Linked DNA regions of Homo sapiens: region 1 is linked to region 2. The links are chromatin loops, found by intact Hi-C in ENCODE. Cell type or tissue: mammary epithelial cell. All regions are shown on one strand. Links, peaks and the distances in the headings refer to the core of each region. The heading gives the core; the rest is flanking DNA. Region 1 has its middle 23 kb from the start of ARMCX4. Region 2 has its middle 130 kb from the start of ZMAT1.

Region 1 (9,465 bases), core at 1,007-9,006, 340 kb after region 2:
GGCCAAGGCAGGCAGATCACTTGAAGCCAGGAGTTTGAGACCATCCTGGCCAACATGGTGAAACCCCATCTCTACTTAAAATACAAAAAATTAGCCGGGCATGGTGGCGCATGCCTGTAATCCCAGCTACTCAGGTGGCTGAGGCACGAGAATCACGTGAACCTGAGAAGTGAAGGTTGCAGTGAGCCCAGATCACACCATAGCACTCCAGCCTGGACAACAGAGCGAGACCCTGTCTCAAAAGAAAAATCATAGGCTTTTAAAAATCAAGTGTATTTTTTAATTATGTTCTTAATATTTGTGTATTTCTCTATATATAATTTTACCAAAATTTTTAAAAATACAAAAATAAAAAGGATTCAATATGGAATAAGATAAGGCCACTACTATCTCATTTGTTGCCTTTGCATAAATGAGACAAAAGAGATTCCTCTAGGAAGATGCCACCCAGTTGGCACATGGCTTTGTGCAAATTAGCAAAAGAGATTAATTACAAATTAGCAAAAGGGATCACTTTAATCAGGTTTATTGGTGTATAATTTACACACAGTAAAGTTTGTTCTTCTAGGGTGTAAAGTTCTATGAGTTCTGGCAAGTGTATGTAGTCATGTAACTACCACCACGATCAAGATACAGAATATTTTCATCACCCCACCAAGTGCCCTTGTACCATATAGTCAACCCTCTCTCTTCAGCCTCAGCACCCCCAAAAAACCACTGATCTGATTTCTGTCCTATAACTTTTGCTTTTCTCGGAATGTCATATAAATGAAACAAGACTTTTTATGTCTGAGATTCATTTAACATAGTGCTTTTGAGCTTCATTCATGTTGTTGCTTGTATTAATTGCTTGGTCCTTCTTATTGCTAAGTAGTATGCCATTGTATAGTACAATTTATTTATTCACCAGATGATGGACACTTGGGTTGTTTCTAGGTTAGGCCAATTACCAAGAAAGCTGCTATAAATATTTGCATGCAAGTCTTTGTGTGGACCTATGTTTTTATTTCTCTTGGGTAAATACTGAGGAGTGGGATTGTTGAGTCACATGGGAAGTGTATGTTTAACTCTATACAAAACTCTTTTCCAAAGTGGCTGTACCATTTTACATTCCCACTAGAATCATATGAGAGTTCCAGTTGCTCCAATTCTGACATGCACTTGGTTTTGTCATTTTTAAAGCCACTCTAACAGATGCAGATATTCTAATCTTTTACCTGTATTTTTAAAATTCAGTTGTTGTTTTCTTAATATCGAATTGTGAGAGTTCTTTATATATTCTGGATAAAGTCCTTTATTAGCTTTGTTAAGTTACAAATATTTCATCCCTGTCTATAGTTCAGCTTTCATTTCCTTAACAGCATCTTAGAAAGGGCAGTAGTCTTTATTTGGGTACATCCAGTTTATTTATTCACCGTTTATGGTTTGTCCTATTTGTGTCCTACCAAAAAAAGTTTGCCAAACACAAGATCACAAATATTTTCTATTATATTTTCTTCTAGACATTTTATAATTTTAATAATTTTAAAGTTGTAGCTTAATTTTGCAATAGCTAAAGGATATACACTGTGTTATTTCACCCTTTGCTGTTTGTTGAGACTAAATTTATGCCTTTCATGTAGTGAAATTTTGTAGATGCTCCTTGTACCTAAAAATAAACTGTATTCTGCAGTTTTAGAGTGCAGGGTTCTACATTTGTCAGTTATGTTAAGATTACTTGTGCAATTCAAATATTTGTTAGTCTTACTTATTTTTGTCTTATTTTACCAATACTGAGAAAAGTTTATACAATGAAACACCATGCGGCAATAATAATGAACAAACTACTGCCGCATGTAACCAAATGGATGAATCTCACAAACATAATGTTGTTATATTATTAAAAGCTGTATTATTAGATGCATGCAAATTTAGAATTATTTGATCTTCCTGCTGAATTGACTCTTTTATCATTACGAAATGTCCCTTTTTGTCTTTACTACCACTTCTTGCTTTAAAGTCTACTTTATCTGATATTAATACAACTACATCAGCTTTTTTGTTAATATTTGCATGGCATATCTTTTTCCATCTTTTTACTTTTAGCCTTCTGTGGCTTCATATTAAAAGTGGATCTCTTATAGACAACATGTAGTTATTTTTTAATACATTCTGATTTTGTGTTTTAACTGGAATGTTTAGGCTGCTTACCTATAATATATATTATATAGATGGTATATTTGGTATTTTGGGGCTTAAATCTACCATCTTACTTTTTGCTTTGTATTTGTTCTTCCTGTTTTATATTGCTTTTTCTCTTTTCTCTTGCCCTCTTTTGAAATGCATAATGGTTTTTTATAATTCCATTTTCCCCATTATCTTGTTAATTATAGATTCTATTACTATTCATGTAGTGGTTACCTTAGAGAATAAAAAATACATCCTAGACATTACTCAAGCCTAGTATAAATTTTACATTGTCTGACTATAGCACACTCCTAAATAAGTATTAGATCCCTTGCCTGCATTCCGCACTCCATCTGTGATTCCAAAGCCTGTGAGATTTTCTATATATATTACTGCCTTGGAGACCAAGTGATGTTGGTCATACACCTTGGCCCTTTAGCACAAAGAAAGGGATTTTATCTCCATCAAGAGAGATACATAAACTGGTACCCATATATACGCATCATTTCATAATATATGTGCACCATTCCAAACAAATGTAACACAGCCATATCCTGAGCTCTAGAAATCTAGAAATCCATCATCTAAAAGGGGAAGCAATGCAGTAAAATTGGAGTTGTGCATATTGGAGTCAGAGTAAGATGGAACCTGGAAACGTTTTCACCCTCTCTTGACCTATCTTCACTTATTTTATAGGTATAACTTGACATTCTTGAACCTACCACTTGATGTTAGCAAATCCTAGAAAGGGATGGGCTGTTCTAGTTGTGGTATTGTGGGTGTTCATTCCCATTCTCTCTCTGTTTTAATATATTTTCTAAATGTTCTACAATGAACACATTTTATTTATTTATTTACTTATTTGAGACGGAGTTTCACTCTTTTTGCCCAAGCTGGAATGCAATGGCGCTATCTCAGCTCACTGCAACTTCCACCTCCCAGGTTCAAGTGATTCTCCTGCCCCAGGCTCCCAAGTAGCTGGGATTACAGGCACCCGCCACCACGCCTGGCTAATTTTTTTTGTATTTTTCATCGAGACGGGGCTTCACCATGTTGGCAAAGCTGGTCTCGAACTCCTGACCTCAGGTGATCCACCCGCCTCTGCCTCTCAAACTGCTGGGATTACAGGCATGAGCCACCGCACCCAGCCTGAACACATATTATTTAAATCTTAGAAAAAATAGGCTGGGCGCGGTGGCTCACGCCTATAATCCCAGCACTTTGGAAGGCCGAGGCAGGTGGATCACTCGAGCTCAGGAGTTGGAGACCAGCCGGGGCAACATGGCGAAACCTTATCTCTACCAAAAATACCAAAAAAAATTAGCCGGGCATGGTGGTGCACACCTGTGTTCCCAGCTACTTGGGTGGCTGAGGTGGGAGGATCCATCACTTGAGCCTGGGAGACGGAGGTTGCAGTGAAGCAAGATCACGCCACTCTGCACTTCAGCCTAGGTGACACAGTGAGACCGCCTCTCAATAAATAAATAAATAAATAATAAAATTAATACTACACATAGTAGGCACTTAATTGTAGCAAGCACTTTATCCATTCCTCTTTGTTATAGAGCAAAATAATACTGTTCATTATCACTACCAAGCTACCACTGGGTCTCTTACTTCTATAACCCCAGTGTCTTTCCCGAAGACAAGACTGGTTCTCACTTTCCCTGAGGTTCAGTTTCCACTTCTTTAAAATGAGGATAACAATCCCTCCTCAAAGGATTGATCTAAATATTTAATGTTATCATGTGTGGGCAGGGGCCAAAGTCTATGCAAATTGACCCCTAACCTAATGGAGAGGCACACAAAAAAGACAAGAGTCCCTTGAAAGAGGAGCAGTGGTACAGTTTGCCAAGAGCACTTGCAAGAGAGTGCTGGAAATGTAGTCTGGATCCATGGGATGAGGAGCCTTGCATGCCAGCTGGGAAAGAGTGCATAGTTCTCTTGGGTGGGTAGTGGATTGCCTCTGAGGGTGTTTGTGTGACAATATTAGAGCTAACTTCAGGGAAACCGTTCTGAGCAGCTGTATGTAAAGTGGCCTGATTCGGGAAGTCATTATAGGTGTATGGTATTTGAGGACTTGAACCACCTCCTCTCTCCAGAGAGTGCTCTGCAGTGTGGACATCAGCCAACCTTGATGGAGAAAGAGAGACAGAATGGAGCCACCTGGTGATTAGAATCAGAGTTGCAATTATGAAAGTCAGGACAGAGGGCTTTGCAAGGGAAGGAGGAAAGGAGGGAAAGGCTTGGACTTATTGGCACCGGCCAGATCTTTCTGGAATGACCACCCACTGGCAGCAATCCTCTGAATATAGGACTTTCTGTGGTCTCTAAGCCCTAAAACTAGACATCCACTTCCAGCCTGAGCTGAAGGGAAAGCTGCATGTGTGAGTGTGTGATTATTTGGGGTGAAGAAGTTTGAGACATAGCAACACACACATAAGTAGATACATCACCAAATCAGTTGCTTTAATCTGCTCTTTTCCCAAGAAACCAGTATACTGTACACATATTTCCAAAACATAATATATGTGTATCTAATTTTTGGGGGGGTTATATATTTTTGCTCTTTACAAATTTTTATCTTTTTTTTTTTTTTTTTGAGACAGAGTCTCACTCTGTCGCCAGGCTGGAGTGCAGTGGTGCAATCTCGGCTCACTGCAACCTCCAACTCCCTGGTTCAAATGATTCTCCTGCCTCAGCCTCCGGAGTAGCTGGGATTACAGGCACGCATCACCACGCCCAGCTAATTTTTGTATTTTTAGTTGAGACAGAGTTTCACCATGTTGGCCAGGATGGTCTCGATCTCCTGACCTTGTGATCTGCCTGCTTCAGCCTCCCAAAGTACTGGAATTACAGGCGTGAGCCACTGCGCCGGCCTACAAATTTTTATCTTAATAAATGTTCCTGATTACAAAATTTCAAACAAGCCAAAAAGGTGTATGTGTAAATTAAATTTATCCTTTCATCTGCCTGACTCTCACTCCCTGACCCAAAGATTTTCACTGAAAATAGGTGCATGTTCTCCAGATGTGTTTATGTACACGTAATTTACTACTGTATAGCTACATATAAAGAAAAATATTTACATAAAATATACAAAATACACATATTCTTCAAAACTGTAGTCATAACATATTCTTCTGCAATTTTCCTATTTCACTTAATATATCTCTGACTTTCATTGATATTTCATTAGCAATGTTTACTGACATAAATATTGCTCTTTCAGTGAATTTTCTTTTGACATCATTGACCCACTGTTGGTCAGTAAGTCTGCCTAACATATCACAAATATAAGCCCCATTAGTTTGCAAATATTCTCTCTACTTTTCACATAACTTTTACCTTTTTTTCTGCAATACACAGTGTTTTAAATTTTTCAATAATGTTAATTAAAATTATACAGCTTTGTAAATTTAAAATTATTACAAAATAAAGTTTAGTTTTAAAAATAAATAATAAATCACACCCATTAGGATGGCTATTATTTAAAAAAAAAGAGAGGGAGAAAATAGTTAAGTGTTGGTGAGGATGTGGAGAAATTGGAACCCTTGTGTATTGCTTGTAGGAATATAAAATGGTGCAGCCACTGTGGAAAATAGTATGGCAGTTCCTCAAAATATTAGGCATAGAATTACCATATGATCCAGAAATTCCACTTCTGGGTATATAGCCAAAAGAAATGAAACAGAGACTTGAACATATATTTGCACACCCATGCTCACAGCAGCATTACTCACAATAGCCAAAAGGTAGAAACCACCAAATGTCCACGAATGGATGAATGGATAAACAAAAGACAGTATATCCATACAATGGAATATTATTCAGCCTTAAAAAGGAAGGAAAGTCTGTTACATGCTGACTCTGAAAACATTATGCTAAGTGAAAGAAGCCAGACACAAAAGGACAAAAGTGGTATGATTCCACTTGTATGAACTACCCAGAGTAGTCAAATTTATACAGAGAAAAGGATGGTGGTTGCCAGAGTCTAAGGAAAAAGAGAATAGGAAGTTATCATTTAATGGGTATAGAGTTTTATTCAAAATGAAGAGTTCTGGAGATGGACAGTGGTGATGGTTGCACAACAATGTGAGAGTACTTAATGCCACTGAGCTGTACACTTTAAAATGATTAAAATGGTAAATATTATGTTATATTGTACAAATAAATAAATAAAACAGTTCATTATAACAGAAATTGAGCAATACCATGGAGAGCATCAAGTGCCAGCACCCAGGGAAATCAGAGCATTCAGAGCCCTGGAGGCTTCAAACAGAAAAGCTTTAGAGTAATTTCAGTTTTCATTATTTAAGCCTCTCCTAACTACCAGCCCACACTCAAGGATAGGGATTATGCAAGTGCATGAACACTAGGAGGCATGGCTCATTGAGATCACCGTCTTAGAGGCTGCTTACCTCATTTGTCCATCTCTTTATATTGGCTACTGGGAAGGTTTCCTATATCATAAGAATTAGCTACATATATTAATAGTTTGCAAATATTTGCTGTCATCATTTTAGACAAGCTTTACTGATTTTTTGCCATATACTGTGTTTTAAATTTTTCAGTAATAATATAATTTAAAAGTAATATATTTCACTATTTTAAAAAACTAAGCCATACCCCGCCCAGCATCAGTTACCCAGACAGATTGGAGTACTTAGAGCCCTGGTGGATTCCAGACACCATGGGGAAAGCTTTACAGTAATTCCAGGTTTCACTACTAAGTAAGCATTTATAAGACAGTTTCCCTGATTTACTTAACATCTCCTAACTTCCTATACCCTGATCTGAATTACGGATTTAATAATAAGTAATTTGAATAGCTAAGATCAAGGGAGATCCCAGGAGCCTGGAGCTTAATCCCTCACCCACCAGGCTCCCCAGGGTAAGAGATGTGATGAAATCACCAATGCCCACATGAGCTGTTCTAAGGACCAGTGACTGGTTCCCTTACATTTTAGGAGAATGATATAGTGTCACCCCCTGCCTGAGTGAATGGCCCAGGTCATGGGCCTAGGTACACTGCAAACTCTGACCCCTTTGCTTTGACTCCAGGCCATGTACTTCCACCAATCCTCTCAGCTCAGTGCAATTCTCTATGTACCTTGTAAAGAATAAATGCTGTTTTGTTTATTTGTTTGTTTGTCTATTAGCCAGACCAGTGGTTCTCAGACTGTGGTCCCTAGAGCAGTAGCATCAGCATTACCTGGGAACTTCTTAGAAATGCATATCTTTGGGTCTCAACCAGATGGTCTGAATCAGAAACTCTAGGGGCAGGGCCCAGCAATTAGTGTTTATACACCTACAGATGATGCATGCTGAACTTTGAGAGCCTCTGCTCCACTCCATAAATGACTGATAGAGTTTTATATGTTATCACCTCTTGTGAGCCTCAGTCTCCTCAGTGGAGGTGACAGATCCCCCTGCTTTACCACAGTGGTGTGAGGAAAAAATGGGAAAACCTGTGCAGATAGTATCTGGTGATACTTCTGCATTGTAAGAGTAATTACCTTCTGGGGCTGAGAAAAAAATAGAAAATCCCTATGCCATTTCCTTTTTTAAAAAATTGTGTTTTCTTGCCCTCCTTATTTTACCTTTTACGTGACTCTAAGAGAGAACATAATGAGAAAATCAACAAAGAATGTCTGACACATAAAAGGACTTCACCAAATGTTAGTCCTGGCCTACCCTGCTTTCTTTCTCACATAAAGAGAAGACTTTGATATAAACTGCATAGAGCTATTATAGCTATTATAGCTACATAGCTATTATAGATAGCATCTGGAAATATAAGCAAGAAATGAAATATACAGGTAGGCCAGCTTCATGAAGGCCCACAGGCACCCAGGCACCCAGGCACCTGCCCTCCCCACTGCAGCCATTGCCAAGATTTATAAGAAGAAAGTCAATTCAGCTAAAGAGGTGCTAAATAAAGAGCCCAAGAGAAGATCTGAAGGTAGTCGTTCAAACCCGCTCCTGCAGAAGTTAAAATTAAATCATAAACAAAAGGCAAAGTAAAAGGATAAACCTTCAGTAAAAAGTACAAACATAAGGGAAAGGAAGGGCAAAAGGGAAACTCACTGGAGTGGCTAAACAAGACACTAAAGACGGCAAGAAAGGGAAAACATAAAAGGTGAATCTAGCCTCTGATGCAGCAGGATGGAAAGAAGCCAAGTCTGAATAGCATACTTATACCCAGTATTATCAGGGGTCCCAATACTTCCCTTCTACAATATAGGGGAATGGTTTTTATCAAGGACTTTGAAAATCCAAGTTTTTTAGTAGCTCCAGGAACACATTTTTAAGAAGGAAGAGATTCTACCCCATTCCATTTTAATTTTAATTTAATTTTATTTTATTTTATTTAGATAAGTATCAATGCTTTGTTTAGAAGAGGAAATCATGCACTAGCTGCCTAGTAAAGCTAGAAATTAGTAGGATATTGAGCCGGGCACAGTGGCTTACGCCTGTAATCCCAGCACTTTGGGAGGCCAAGGCAGGCAGATCACCTGAGTTCAGGAGTTCGAGACCAGCCTGGCCAACATGATAAAATCCCATCTCTACTAAAAACACAAAAATTAGCCGAGCGTGGGGGCGGGCACCTGTAATCACAGCTACTCGGGAGGCTGAGACACGAGAATTGCTTGAACCCGGGAGGCAGAGGTTGCAGTGAGTCGAGATCATGCCATTGCACTCCGTCTCAAAAAAAAAAAAGGGGGGGGATATTGAATTAAAGGAAGCTTTGACTGTCTTATGTGTCAACTTAACATTCCATAGGTTGGATGCAAGGGTAGTTTTTATTTCCTTTTATATGAAGCATAACGAAATGGTAATTTAGAATCACAATTTTGCAGTTAACATGTCATAAATATTTCAAATTACTTATTTATGTTATTTTACTAGTTACCAAGCAAGAAAGCTATCAAGGGCTAGTGGGGTTGTGTCAAAAGCATTCAGGAGCCAACTTGAAAATGATTGCAACAGCAAATTTGAGCATCATTAAAAATAACAACTGCAATGAACTGATGAGTCGAAACACATCGAATATGTTAAAACTCTAAGAATTCATAATAATATCAAAAAAAAAATCTTTATTGGCCACCTTTGAAGGATGATGCTAAGGGAATCCAAATTGCCCCTCACAGTGACCAGTTATTGAGAGAAATTTTCCATTTACAGAAGGTTTTTTAGGCCAGGCACAGTGGCTCATGCCTGTAATCCCAACACTTTGGGAGGCCGAAGCTGGTGGATCACCTGAGGTCAGGAGTTCGATACCAGCCTGGCCAACGT
Region 2 (9,465 bases), core at 476-8,475:
CAACATGGCATGATTTTTGAATGACATATATTTCCATAAGGATATACATAGGTCATTTTTTTTTTTTGAGATGGAGTTTTGCTCTTTTTGCCCAGGCTGGAGCGCAATAGCGCAATCTTGGCTCACTGCAACTTCTGTCTCACAGGTTCAAGCAATTCTTCTGCCTCAGCCTCCCGAGTAGCTGGGATTACAGGCACACGCCACCACACCCGGCTAATTTTGTATTTTTAGTAGAGACAGGGCTTCTCCTTGTTGGTCAAGCTGGTCTTGAACTCCTGACCTCAGTTGTTCTGCCTGCCTTGGCCTCCCAAAGTGCTGGGATTTCAGGCGTGAGCCACTGCGCCCAGCCACATATGTCATATTTTAAAATATAAATGAACCCACAGAAACAAATCTAGAGAATATTTACAAATCAATTGAATTATTATCTTGAGAAAGGTCATAGTAATAGGGGAAACATAAGACAATGCCTCTTATAATTGTATATTTCTCCAGTGTTTTCAAGAGCTGGGGGAATACATACAGCTCACTGATTTTTAATTCGCAAAATAACCGAGATACAATTATGACAGCATAGAATAAACCTAGTTGTAGTTTGATTTACAAAACTAATGCTGAAAAAATATATAGTTCTGGACATTAAAAGATATTAAATGTCAGATAACATAAAAAGGAGGTTATACACCACATTATATTTATAACGACACATACACATTCACTCAACTGTGTTTAATTTGAGAGGGGGGTCAAAGGAAACATCCTGTCACATGAATTAATACCCATGGGCTCTGTCGCCATCTCTGCTTAGTGCTTTGTCTGCCGTATAACTTCCAGAAAGTTTATTCTGGTGGGCTTACACAGCCCTCCTTTCCCTCCTTCCCTCCTTCCTAGATCTCTTGCTAAAGTGATATCCAAGCTGCAGTTCTAGATTGGGTCAACAGATGGCATTGATTGACTTTCAATTTCAATTTTATTTTTCAATGAAAAAAATACTCATTTCACAAAATGAACAAATTGTACTTTGAATGGAGATTATGAAGAAGTATGGAAATAAAATAAAGATTCATTCCTTAACTCAGCAATTAACACATTTCATTTACTACATTAAATTTTGTAGAATATGGTTCTCAAACTTCAGCTTGCATCAGAATCACTTTGGACCTTGTGGCAAACTGGGGAGTACAGGTACCCCATAAATTTGTACAAACAACAAAGAAAGAAAAGACTGCTAGTACCAACCACAAGAGTTTCTGATTCAGTAGGTCTAGGATGGAGCCTAAGAATTAGCACTTTCTAGCAAGTTCCCAGGTGATACTGACACTGCTGGTCTGGGGACCAAACATTGAGATCCACCAATGCAGATCATAAAAACAAACACAAACAAAGCAAAATAGCACCTTATCCTTTACATAATACCTGGAGAATCACACTGTGCTGAGAATGCTGGGATCAAGGAAATGGGGTCATAGTGTGCAGTGGGACCACAGACTCAAGCAGTGGATACCACAATGTCACTCTCTGTAAAGCATGAAGGGACCAGTCACTAATCAATACAACGGCATAGAGCCCGTATGTGGACAATGTGGTGATTTCATCACATCTCCCACCCCAGGGGAGCCCTGTGGGTGAAGAATTAAGCTCCAGGCTCCCTGAGGCTCAGGGATCTAAAGTAACTGCCCAGATCTCACCTGGCCAAGCCCTGTTTCTTCCACTGCATCTCCAGACCGGGTGCTCTTTATTAGTTAAAGTACATTTTTTTAGGCTCTGCTTATTATTATTAAGGTAATCCACACTCATTTTGGACCATGTGGAAAATAGTGTCAAATACAGACAAGAAAATATATCCAGCACTCCTGCCCCTTCATGGTAAACACAATTAACATCTTGGTGTATTCTGTTATAGTATTTTTTCTCTACTTTAATATATGCCCACAAAGATAGATAGTAGCATTTCTGGAGAAGAGACATCTGTTTGGGGGGAAGTGACAGGACTGCTATCAGGACACAGTTCCTTTGACTGCAGCCTTCTGTACAGCAGATCTGTTATTAGGATTGGTTCCTCTGCACTGTTTCTTCATTCCAAGACTCAAAGGAAATCTCTTTATCTTGCACCTCTTAGAGTCTTTCTTCCCTTACAACATAAAAGACAAAGTACTAAGGACAGGAAAGCACATATGATGGTAGGAAATGGCATGAGGATTTTTCTGTTCCCTTCCAAAGCCCCTCAGGTAACTCATCCTACAATACTGGACAGTCACCATGGCTAATACATCACATTTCCCTCTGTACACTTAGGGTCCCAACTGTTCTCTCTTAGAGTTATGCATTTAGTTTCTATCACAGACATCTCTTCTGCAGAGAAGGCAAGGTGAGGCTAAGATAGTAAGCACTAAAGCCTCCCATGGGTTTCTCATTTCCCTAAAACAACTCTGAAAAGAAAGCATCATTATTTTCATTTTACTGATGATCAGCTCCAGGCTTGCCAAAGATAAACCACATATCCAGATAAGTGGCAACAATGAAATTCAGCCACCGAACATGCCCAGAGTATACCCAGCAGCTTCTATTGTAGATGTGGGCTTCTACAATGCAATGTGGGTAAGAAATGATAGTTGTAAACTTTTCTGGTATTGTGCTGAACTTTGGCATGCCCACATGGGAAAATACTTAGACAACTCCCCTTAGTGATGATGTTTGTGGAGAAGAAATCCTGTCCTAGGCTAGGAGGCATGTTGATTGGCAGTTCCTGAAGTAGCGAATAAATCAGATGAAAGTACAAGTTTTAGACATTGGGAAAGTGACATGGAGGAAGGAAATTCTTGTTTATCAAAGCTTGAGTTACATCTAAGGAATTTTATATTGTATCTCTTCTAAATATGATAATAAATTCAAGGTAGGTAATAAGGATCGCTTACGAGAAATGAGGAAAGCCAAGACTTAAGAGGCTAAGTAAGTTACCCTTAGTGCCAAGTCTGTAAAACACAGGCCAGGGACTCTAAAACCCAAGCCTTTCTCACTATGATGTCTTCCTGGGCTTTGAATGGTTTCTATCTAAAATCTTCTCATAAAGTGGCAATCTTTACACTCCTGTGAATCTTAAAAACTTTTACAATGAACTGTATTGATTTCTTCATCATTAAAATCCATGAGATTTTAACATTTAAAGTTGCATTAAAAATTGGAGGGGAAATTATCCACATATACCTCAGAAACCACTTTACATGCCAGGAACTCTCTTTAACCAGAAGAGAAACAAATGAAAATTTAAAATCTCATAGAAAATTAGAGGAATGCAATTAAACTTATGAGAAGATATCCAATAGCAATGAATACACAACTAAAAATTCAGGTACCCTTATTCTCAGCTAGGGAAGGTAAATTGCATGACAAAGTTTGCAGTCATCCCATTTTCATGAAGAATATGTGTATATACATGCTGTCTGTTCAGGCTGCTATAACAAAATGCCACAGTCTGGGTGACTTAAATGACAGACATTTATTTCTGATAGTTCTGGAGGCTGGAAAGTCCAAGACCAAGTGTCAGTAGAGTCAGCGTCTGGTGATGGCTCTTTTCATGGCTTGTAGACAGCCACTTTCTTGCTGTTTGCTCACATTACCCTTGGTGCATACTCGTGAAGAAAGAAAGAGATCTCTCTCTCTCTTCCTCTGCTTATAAGGGCGTCAATCCCATCATGAGGGTCCCACTCTCATGGTCTAATCTAAACTTAATTGTACCCCAAAGGCCCCACCTCCAAATACTATCACCTTGGAAGCTAGGGCTTCAATGCGTAAATTTGGGAGGATAGAAACATTCATCTCATAACACATGTTCACACATTGTACATCTTTATGTATTTTGTACATACATATTTCCATATATATTCTCAGGAACATTTCTTTCTATGGAGAAAAAAAATCATCTGTTGAATATGCTCTGCACCATTAACAAAGGATACCTCAGCAGAGTGAAGGAGGTAGATACAGGATTGTTTCATTTCCACATTAGCATGTCTTTTGCTCAGTTTCTTTCAATTACAAACATATATTAGTTTTGTGATTTAGGAAAGTAATTGTTATAAATTTGTGAAAAAATAAAAACTTATTATAATCTAATCTCAGGAATTTATTTTGTATAAGTCTACTGACCTGGAAAGCAATTTGCACTTAGTAATATAAATAATGTAGTATAAAAAACAAGGAGATCCTGCCATTTGCCACAACAAGGATGGACCTGGAGGTCATTATACTAAATGAAATAAGCCAGACACAGAAAGACAAATATTGCACAGTCCCACTTATGTGTCAAATGTTTTTTAAAGGTCAAATATAGAGAGAGACAAGAAAATAGCGGTTACAAGGGTTAGGGTGGGAGAAGGAAATGGGGAGATGTATACATCAAAGATACAAAGCGCAAACATGTAGGATGAACAAATCAAAAGATCTAACGTCCAATATGAGGAATATAGTAAATAATAGTGTATTGCATTCGGATTTTTGCTAAATGAGTAGATTACAGCTGTTCTTGCCAAAAGAAGGAAAATAGGAAACTCCGTGAGATGATGATGGATATGTTAATCTGTTCCACTACAGTAACCATTTTACTATATGTATCTTATAACATCATGTTGTACATCTTACAATTTATAATGAAATTAATTTTTAAAAAGGAATTCATAGTTAACGGTGAGATTTTTTTAAAAGAGCAAATTACACATTGTATTTACAATATGATTGGCCCCCCCTTATTGTTGATAATACTGCCGTGTGCATAAGTACATGTTATAAATCAACTGTGTTTAAAAGGATATAACCCAAAATACAAAATACAGACACATGCACAAACATGCGCTGATATAGTTTATCAGAGACACTCACACTGGTGGCTTTCTCTTTATTTGAGACAGGGGTGGAACTTCCTGCCAAGAACTCAGAGAGCCAGGCAGCAATAGATTAAGCAGGAAGGGCTGCCTGTGCCATTCAAGCCTCCAGCAAGCCCTGTTTGGCGGGTCAGGCCAGAGGCCCCTCCCTCTCCAGATCCTTACAGAGCCTCCTCCCAGATATTCAGAGATGTAGTTCTGGCTTTGACCAGCAGGTGGCAATTATCTCTATAGTCCACATCTGCTGCGATGGAAAAGTAACAATTTTTGCAAAGAGAGACAAAGACAATATGAAATGAATAATACAAAATATATTTGAAAAATTCATGTGGAGAGAAAAAACTTGAATGTGTATTGCTGTTTTAGTTTTTGATAATGACTTCCAAAGCTGGGTCTCTCACAATTATTCTTCCATTCTGTACGTATTTTTGGGGGGGCTGGGCACTGCCAACTCAAGTCCATTTGTCCATCCCACTCTTTTCTTTGAAGCCCAGACTCTCATTTTCAACTGCCTGCAGGACATACTCATTTGGAGAAAGACGACTGCAATTTGTTTCTACATGTGTGGAGTGAGTGTGTGTTTCTCTAATGTTAAACTGAAGAGTAAAGAATAGGCAGGATAACTCATTAAATAATAAAAAGAAATGGCACAAATAACTTTTCCTCTTCCAAACTCCAAAGGAAAGCATATGCTACAAAAAGTAACACCAAAGCTCACAAGTTACATAAATACGTGTATATTGCATGTTTTCTGTGTATATTTTCAAATAATCCTTAATATAGTTATTCCATTCATTTTACATCAAAATCCCCCGTTGATGGAATGAAGAATTCTGGAACTAACATTTCTAATATCACTTAAAGAAGTGGCATGTTTCGGATGCTTTCTTTTTATTGTTTTTACCTTTTATTTTCAGTTCAGGGTACATGTTTAGGTTTCTTATATAGGAAAATTGCATGCATGTCGCTGTGGTTTGGTGTACAGATTATTTCATCATCCAGGTAATAAGCAGTGTATCCTCTATTAGTCCATTTTCACATTGCTATAAAGAACTTCCCTGAGACTATAATTTATAAAGGAATGACGTTTAATTGACTCACAGTTACACATGGCTGGTCAGGGGGGCCTCAGGAAACTTAAAATCATGGTGGAAGATGAAGGAGATGCAAGTACCTTCTTCACCAGGTGGCAGGAAAAGAGAGAGTGTGAAGGAGAAACTTCCAAACACTTATAAAATCATCAGATCTCGTGAGAACTCACTCACGATCATGAGAACAGCATGGGGGAAACCACCCCCCATGATCCAATCACCTCCGACCAGTTCCTCCCTCAACACCTGGGGATTACAAATCAAGATGAGATTTGGGTTGGAACACAAAGCCAAACCATATCATAACCGATAGGTAGTTTTTTATCCTCACCCTCTCCACACCCTCCACCCCCCAGTAGGCCCTGGTATCTGTTGTTCCTTTCTTTATATCCATATGTACTCCATGTATAGCTCCCACTTATAAGTGAGAACATGTGATATCCGGTTTTCTATTCCTGCATTAGTTTGCTTAGGATAATGACCTCCAGCTCCACCCATGTTGCTGCAAAGGACATGATCTCATTCTTCTTTACGATTGTGTAGTATTCCATGGTGTATATATACCACATTTTCTTTATCCAATCTACCATTGATGGGCATTTAAGTTGATTCCATGTCTTTGCTACTTTGAATAGTGCTTTGCTATTGTGAATGTGTCTTTATGGTAAAACGATTTACATTCTTTTGGGTATATACCCAATAATGGAATTGCTGGGTCAAATGCTAATTCTGTTTTAAGTTCTCTGAGAAATCCACAGTATTTCTACAGTGGCTGAATTAATTTACATTACCACTAGAAGTGTATAAGTTCATTTTTCTCTACAACCTTGTCAGCACCTTTCATTTTTCGACTTTTTAATAGCCATTCTGACTGGTGTGAGATGGTATCTCACTGTGGTTTTGATTTGCATTTTTCTAATGATTCACGATGTTGAGCTTTTTTGCATATACTTGTTGGCTGTGTGTATGTCTTCTTTCGAAAAGTGTTTGTTCACTTTACTATATGTCCTTTGCCCATTTTTGAATGGGATTAGTTGGTTTTTGATTATTGGTTTAAGTTCTTTATAGATTCTGGATATTAGATATTTATGAGATGCATAGTTTGCAAGTATTTTCTCACATTCTGTGAGTTGTCTGTTTACTCTGTTGATAGTTTTTTTGCTATGCAGTAGCTCTTTAATCAGGTCCTATTTGTCAATTTTTGTTTTTGTTGAAATTGCTTCGGCATCTTCATCATGAAATATTTTCCAGGACCTATGTCCATAATGGTATTTCCTAGGTGATCTTTCAGCATCTTTACAGTTTTAAGTTTTACATTTAAGTCTTTAACCCATTTTGAGTTGATTTTTCTATATGGTGTAAGAAGGGGGTCCAGTTTCAGTCTTCTGTGTATGGCTAGCCAGTTATCTCAGCACCATTTATTCAATAGGAAGTTGTTTCCCCATTGCTTGTTTTTGTCGATTTTGTTGAATATCAGATGGTTGTAAGTGTGTGGCATTATTTCTGGGCTCTAGATTCTGTTCTCTTTTTCTATGTGCCTATTTTTGTATGCACACCATGCTGTTTTGGTTACTGTAGCCTCGTAGTATAGTTTGAAGTCAGGTAATGTGATGTCTCCAGCTTTGTTCTTTTTGCTTATGATTGCTTGGCTATTTGGCTTCTTTTATGGTTCCATATGAATTTTAAAACAGTTTTTTCTAATTCCGTGATGGGTGTCACTGGTAGCTTGAAAGGAATAGCATTGAATCTGTAAATTGCTTTGGGCAGCATGGACATTTTAACAATATTGAATCTTCCTATCCATGAGCATGGAATGTTTTTCCATTTGTTTGTGTCATCTCTGAATTCTTTTTTTTTTTTTTTTTTTAAGACGGAGTTTCGCTCTTGTTGCCCAGGCTGGAGTGCAATGGCACGATGGAGCAGTGTTTTATAATCTCTCATTGTAGAGATCTTTCACCTCTCTGGTTAGCTGTATCCCTAGGTTTTTTTTTTTTTTTTTTTTTTTTTTTTGGCTATTCTGAATGGGATTGTGTCCTCGATTTGGCTCTCAGCTTGGATGTTATTAGTACATTGAAATCTTACTGATTTTTGCATTGATTTTGTATCCTGAAACTTTGCTGAAGTTGTATATCAGATCAAGGAGCTTTTGGGCAGAGACTATGGCAGTATCACCAGACATTGTCTACAGTTCATCTGATAGTCTCCTTTTAAAAATCCTTTTAGGCATGTTTTTGCTACTTCGCAATAATTTATTTCTTTCCTTATTATTTTCCATTTATTTGTATGTATGATAATATACATGCATATATGATAATAAAGACTAATTTATTGACTATAAAAACACAGTGCTAATGAAAGGGCCGGGAACAAAGCCAAAAGGTCATGGCGAAGTTTCATCACATCTTAACAGTCACCAGTGCAGGGAACAACTTAGTGCCATAGGGACAAGCAAGCTACCACTGCCCCTTGCCTCTCCATCCCACAACCACCCATGTGCCCAAGACCTAATGATGGAAAATGGCTGGGCATAAGGCAAGGCCAACCTGAGAGATTGTGAGTATTCTCAAAAGGACAGACAGAAAGTGCAGGTGTAGACGGAGCCATGAGGATGATCAGACCAGTTATACAGAGAAACATTTGCACATCTGAGTGCATGGTGAACTTGGCAGTGCTTCAGTAGCACTGTGCTAAAAGGGAACCAAATCAGAATTCTCAGTTTACTGTTCAATGTTTAAGTTCATCTTGCCTTTCCATACAGACATTCACATCTTCACTTTAAAATAACACACAATTCTCATGTCTTCTGCTAAATCATTTCTTTTCCCAGAGCATAAAAATGGGTCATCTCAACAGCATAAGGATTTCTTTGTATTCAGCCATATTTATTTTGAGAATTTAATAGAGAGTATTTATACTGGACCAGGGGTTTGTTTTGGTCGAACACTTTTTGAATAGCTATCAAGACAACTTAATTTTGTTCTCAATTTGTATGGTTTCACTTTATATTACTCATAAGCAAATATATTGTCATTCAGTCATGTTGATGATTGCATTCAAATAAAAATGTTTAATTTCAAGAAAAAAATATTCAGTGGAAAAGTGTGTTTTCTTTATGCTCTCTGCCTACTTTTGACAATGAGATTTTTGCACAGGTGAATTTTTTAGAGTCAAATGACAAATATGTTTCTGTCTGTAAACACTGTCTATGTATTAGCAGATAAAACTTTTTAAATGAGGTTACAAGGAGTCCTCAGTCTTTCACATTAATAAGATTTTAAAAATAGTATTCAAGGCTCAGCAAAGACTAGTTCTTTCTGTATTCTAGACATCCGGTTGACATTTCTGCCTCCACTATGTGAACTTACAACTGAGATTTGCACGAATAAAAGATTATTTATTCCTAGTCTTTTCTCAGCAACATGTTTTATGCCCTTGATTTCCTGATCTATGAAATACAGATAATTACTCTGCTAAAAGGGGGAGTGTGGCCATCCAAA

Evidence for each region. Hi-C counts contacts between places; a loop is a spot of excess contacts. Peaks named below come from ENCODE experiments on the same cell type or tissue, not always from the same donor. Only the 100,000 strongest peaks of a DNase experiment are listed, where the experiment ranks them.
Region 1: it touches region 2 in a loop (9-fold over the local background); 6 of 110 quality-filtered maps call a loop at or near these places.

Annotation. Positions count from the first base shown.
Region 1 is chrX:101,457,942-101,467,406 of GRCh38, reverse strand. It overlaps a transcript of ARMCX4 not described here. Among named protein-coding and RNA genes, the nearest start is that of ARMCX4, 23 kb to the left of the region's middle. In mammary epithelial cell, for the core only: a CTCF peak has its summit at 4,333 (motif pointing left); no DNase peak of the experiment used is centred there.
Region 2 is chrX:101,795,127-101,804,591 of GRCh38, reverse strand. No RefSeq gene overlaps it. Among named protein-coding and RNA genes, the nearest start is that of ZMAT1, 130 kb to the left of the region's middle. In mammary epithelial cell, for the core only: CTCF peaks have their summits at 929 and 5,090 (motif pointing right); a DNase peak (open chromatin) is centred at 5,041.